Linked DNA regions of Homo sapiens: region 2 is linked to region 1. A link is a contact called in ENCODE Hi-C data. All regions are on one chromosome and are shown on one strand. The core of a region is the stretch at or near the end of the contact, and the rest is flanking DNA. Distances in the headings are between cores, read along the strand shown. Region 1 overlaps GLB1 (galactosidase beta 1). Region 2 holds the start of EPM2AIP1 (EPM2A interacting protein 1).

Region 1 (2,520 bases), core at 12-2,511:
GGATCAGCAGAAAACCCAGGGCTTATTAAACCAAACACAGCGGGAGATGACAGCAGACCCACATCAGCCACAGAGGTTCAAACATAATCCGAGGGCCTTTGTTGCATCTACAAAGACTGTCGATGGGGCTGTGGTGCACCTCTTGGATCCCCCTTTAGAACCAGGGCACTCACTCATTCTCCCAGCAGCTAGGGCTGTTGTCTGCTGACATTTCTCAGATGTGTCCGTCTCTGGGTGCTGGCCTGTGCTGAGCTGCCTCACCCAAGGTTACAACCCTCAGGGATAGCCCACATCCAACAACTGACCAATGTGCCTCGAACAGCCAACCCAGCTGCAGAGCTCCCTCTAAGATTGGATGAGGCCACTTGTGAAGCTGCATCATAGCCCCACTTCTCCCTCTCTATCCTACAGGCATTGCTCCAGAGAGCACAATCAATAAGCTTTCTACCAGGTAATCTCAGAGTCTGTTTCCCTGGGAACTTGACCTACAACAAAGACCAATGGATAATGCCAACACTGAGTATACAAAAGGACTAGAAAAACAAATGCCCCTGCAGTCACTGTGCAAGGGGCGGGGTCTAGACCAGAGGATCCCGACCTTGTCAGGGATGATGTTCACAGGTATGAGGTTGTCTGCAACATTGGGTGGTACTTCAAAAACTTACCCATGCTTAAGTGTCACATGGAGAGCTTGTTAAAACAGATTCCTAAGCCCCATCCCAGAGATTCTAATTCAGCAGGTCTGGAGTGGGGCCTGAAACTGCATTTCTAACAGGTGTCCAGGTGACGCTGATGCTGCCATCCATAGACCAGCAAGGCTTTGTGCCTTCCTCCTCTACTTCAGAGAGCATATTGCAATGCAAGTGTGTGAGAATGAAGTTATTTTAGGAATAGTCTTTTGTCCAACCTAATTTGTACATCAATGAGGCACAAAACATGATAGTTTACCTAGGATTAGTAATAAATTCCTTGGATGCAGCTCACCAATGATGGAGCCACCTTGGGTGACCTACTGGTTGTGGAGGTGACAGATGAGCAAGGCTGAGGATCAGATCAAGCAGGTCAGCTCCAAAGACTTTTTCATTAGTTCTCTGCACAGAATCTAAACTTTGAAAGATCTGGACCACTCAACCAACTGAACTGATCTAGTCATACCATTTCCCCCATTTCTTATTAATCAGAGACAACTCACAGCCAACAGGTCTGCCTGCCTTAAGGGATTCATAGGTTAAAACACATCCCTTCCTGTGAGACACAAAGAAAAAAAAAAACCCACATCCGTTGCTGCAAGGAACTCACCTTCTTTGTGGCCCTCGTCTGCTTCTAATGTGGTAGTCACCCATGCTGTGCTGTGTTTCTTATTTGTTATGTCTCTCTCCATGCTACACTGCTTGCACCTCAGGGGCAGAGACTGTGCCTCACTTGCCCTTGAGTCCTTAGCCAGAGCCCAGCATGGAGGGGGTTGCCAGGTTGAGTTGGGAAAGTGTGACCTCTAGAAGCACACTTTACAGGCCGAGGGAGCCCAGGCTGGGAAGCTGTCCAGTGGGTTTAAGGATGGATTGGAAGACTAAGTATTTGTTCTAGTTCTACTGGCAGAATCTTACTTTGGGTGTTTTTAGACCACCAAAGGGCAGCATCGCAGAGAAATGGTGCAGATTCAAGCCTCCTCTGGCCACTTAAGAGGGTGTGAGGTGGGAAGGTGAAAGAAATGGTGAGACTTTGCATTCATCAACATTCCACATTGTGTGAGAAGTACAGGAGCGCCTGGACCCTGTAGGCAGCCATCACACAGCTGTGGACACACACAGGTGTGGAGGAAGGAGACACACACCTGCACAGGCAGGTGCATGTTCCTGTGGGTGGGATGGGCAGTGAACTCCCCACTCCTGATGCCTTTCTCTCCCTGCTCTCCTCTAGGAAGCTGGCCTGAAGAACAGCTGCTAAGTACAGACTGGCCTTCTCTCACTTCCTCAAAGAGACAGGGCAAAAAGCAGCTTCAGGGAGGCTTGGCAGAACACAGTGGGGTGGGTGTGGGGGCTGGCTCAGGGGCTCCAGGGTGCAAAGGGTGATCCAAAGCGCAGTGACTCTGGCTCACCACCACCTGAGTTCCAGTCCAAGCTTCACCCCTTGCCAGCTGAACAGAAAACGTGTGGACTTTTTTTTGTATTCAGCTATTCTTATCTGAAAAGTGGTGCTGATAATCTCTAATTAAGATGAGGCTAATATGCAGGCTAAATAAGGCAACAGAGGAAGAAAGGGGAATTCTATGGATTATGGCAGAGGGAGGGGCAGGAGAGAGGATTAAGGACAACATTTATGTTCTGACAGTTTCTATAATGTCCAATTTTTTTTTAAGATGAATGTGTTATTTTAAGTATAACAGTAAGATTTTTAAAAAATTGTGTCATGAACCATAAAGTTCCAAAAACGATGCCTTTTTTCCTGGATCGGATGATTGGTCCCGATCCCATCAATGGCAGCTAGGGGGAATCCCCATCTACTAAGTGAAAAAGGCACCCA
Region 2 (2,520 bases), core at 8-2,507, 3.9 Mb after region 1:
TACTAACTCGTAATTCTTCACTGAGTTCTCGAAGGTGTTCCATAATGTCCACCAAGAAGCCAAAGTCACAAAGCCATTGTTTGTCTGAGAAGTGGACTGTTGTTGCCCCTACTGAAACCAAGAACGCTTCCATTTCTTTTCTTAGAGAGAATATTAGTTTTAAAGTTTTCCCTCTCCTAAGCCAATTGTTCAGACATCGTCCATTAACCCTTTCACCATGCTCTGATTCAGATTCCGTTAGTAAAGTCTGAAATTCAGGTCGCCTAACGCCTCTGGTCTTAATCAAAACTATCCATTCGGATATGGTATTTATGATCTGATTAACATCTACATCATAGGAGCTCAACAGTTCCAAGTGAAGAAATCCTGAATAATGAATGACATTCCAACAGTTGGGGCTTACGGCCTTTTCTCTCATGTATGAGACGAGTCCTGAGTTCTCACCAATCATCCTCAAAGTATGGGTCGTGGTCAGTCCAACCATTCTCTGCAAGCTAAGCCCTGCTGTCTGCAGGGACTCTAGGATTGCCGACATGAGCGCACCAACACTGAAATGATGAGTCAGGTTGATTATGGTCAGAAGATCTTCTTGCACCTCCAACTCAGGGCCTACACCGCGGATAAAGACCAGGAGGTAGTTCTCATAGGCCACAAAAGCCTGGTCGTCCAAGGCAAGAGAATAGGCTTTAAAGTCCCTGGCTCGGTTAAAAAGCTGGTTGCGTAGATTCCTGTCAATGCTCAGGATCCTCTGCCTTGTGATATCTGGAGATAAGTCAACGCCTTGCAGGACGCTTACATGCTCGGGCAGTACCTCTCTCAGCAACACCTCCATGCACTGGTATACAAAGTCCCCCTCACCCCAGCCGCGACCCTTCAAGGCCAAGAGGCGGCAGAGCCCGAGGCCTGCACGAGCAGCTCTCTCTTCAGGAGTGAAGGAGGCCACGGGCAAGTCGCCCTGACGCAGACGCTCCACCAGGGCCGCGCGCTCGCCGTCCGCCACATACCGCTCGTAGTATTCGTGCTCAGCCTCGTAGTGGCGCCTGACGTCGCGTTCGCGGGTAGCTACGATGAGGCGGCGACAGACCAGGCACAGGGCCCCATCGCCCTCCGGAGGCTCCACCACCAAATAACGCTGGGTCCACTCGGGCCGGAAAACTAGAGCCTCGTCGACTTCCATCTTGCTTCTTTTGGGCGTCATCCACATTCTGCGGGAGGCCACAAGAGCAGGGCCAACGTTAGAAAGGCCGCAAGGGGAGAGGAGGAGCCTGAGAAGCGCCAAGCACCTCCTCCGCTCTGCGCCAGATCACCTCAGCAGAGGCACACAAGCCCGGTTCCGGCATCTCTGCTCCTATTGGCTGGATATTTCGTATTCCCCGAGCTCCTAAAAACGAACCAATAGGAAGAGCGGACAGCGATCTCTAACGCGCAAGCGCATATCCTTCTAGGTAGCGGGCAGTAGCCGCTTCAGGGAGGGACGAAGAGACCCAGCAACCCACAGAGTTGAGAAATTTGACTGGCATTCAAGCTGTCCAATCAATAGCTGCCGCTGAAGGGTGGGGCTGGATGGCGTAAGCTACAGCTGAAGGAAGAACGTGAGCACGAGGCACTGAGGTGATTGGCTGAAGGCACTTCCGTTGAGCATCTAGACGTTTCCTTGGCTCTTCTGGCGCCAAAATGTCGTTCGTGGCAGGGGTTATTCGGCGGCTGGACGAGACAGTGGTGAACCGCATCGCGGCGGGGGAAGTTATCCAGCGGCCAGCTAATGCTATCAAAGAGATGATTGAGAACTGGTACGGAGGGAGTCGAGCCGGGCTCACTTAAGGGCTACGACTTAACGGGCCGCGTCACTCAATGGCGCGGACACGCCTCTTTGCCCGGGCAGAGGCATGTACAGCGCATGCCCACAACGGCGGAGGCCGCCGGGTTCCCTGACGTGCCAGTCAGGCCTTCTCCTTTTCCGCAGACCGTGTGTTTCTTTACCGCTCTCCCCCGAGACCTTTTAAGGGTTGTTTGGAGTGTAAGTGGAGGAATATACGTAGTGTTGTCTTAATGGTACCGTTAACTAAGTAAGGAAGCCACTTAATTTAAAATTATGTATGCAGAACATGCGAAGTTAAAAGATGTATAAAAGCTTAAGATGGGGAGAAAAACCTTTTTTCAGAGGGTACTGTGTTACTGTTTTCTTGCTTTTCATTCATTCCAGAAATCATCTGTTCACATCCAAAGGCACAATTCATTTTGAGTTTCTTTCAAAACAAATCGTTTGTAGTTTTAGGACAGGCTGATGCACTTTGGGCTTGACTTCTGATTACCCTATTGTTAAATTAGTGACCCCTCTTAGTGTTTTCCTGTCCTTTATTTCGGAGGACGCACTTCGAAGATACCAGATTTTATGGGTCATCCTTGGATTTTGAAGCTTATAACTGTGACAAAAAATGTGAAGGGAAGAGATTTGAAACATGTGGAAGGAAAAGTGAGTGCAGACTATAAACTTCCAAAAAGACAAGCCCAAAATACACC

Evidence for each region. A loop is a pair of places that touch in the nucleus more often than their neighbours do. Pooled maps may share reads with other maps.
Region 2: a loop to region 1 is called in a pooled map, with 2.7 times the contacts of the local background. The contact joins the promoter of EPM2AIP1 here to the enhancer-like site in region 1. A Hi-C loop is called at or near these places in 2 of 50 pooled maps.

Annotation. Positions count from the first base shown.
Region 1 is chr3:33,046,695-33,049,214 of GRCh38, forward strand. All of the region lies in intron 9 of GLB1 (galactosidase beta 1), which reads right to left. Among named protein-coding and RNA genes, the nearest start is that of GLB1, 49 kb to the right of the region's middle. Within about 2 kb of position 1,262, at least 5 of the 41 ENCODE cell types and tissues checked have a DNase peak (open chromatin) inside an H3K27ac peak, as active enhancers do.
Region 2 is chr3:36,991,874-36,994,393 of GRCh38, forward strand. It overlaps EPM2AIP1 (EPM2A interacting protein 1), which reads right to left and starts at 1,258. Exons shown (of 1, transcript NM_014805.4): 1 at 1-1,258. The coding sequence starts at 1,204. It overlaps MLH1 (mutL homolog 1), which reads left to right and starts at 1,645. Exons shown (of 19, transcript NM_000249.4): 1 at 1,645-1,790. The coding sequence starts at 1,675. RefSeq lists enhancers at 429-508, 539-858, 979-1,328, 1,699-1,918, 1,835-2,346.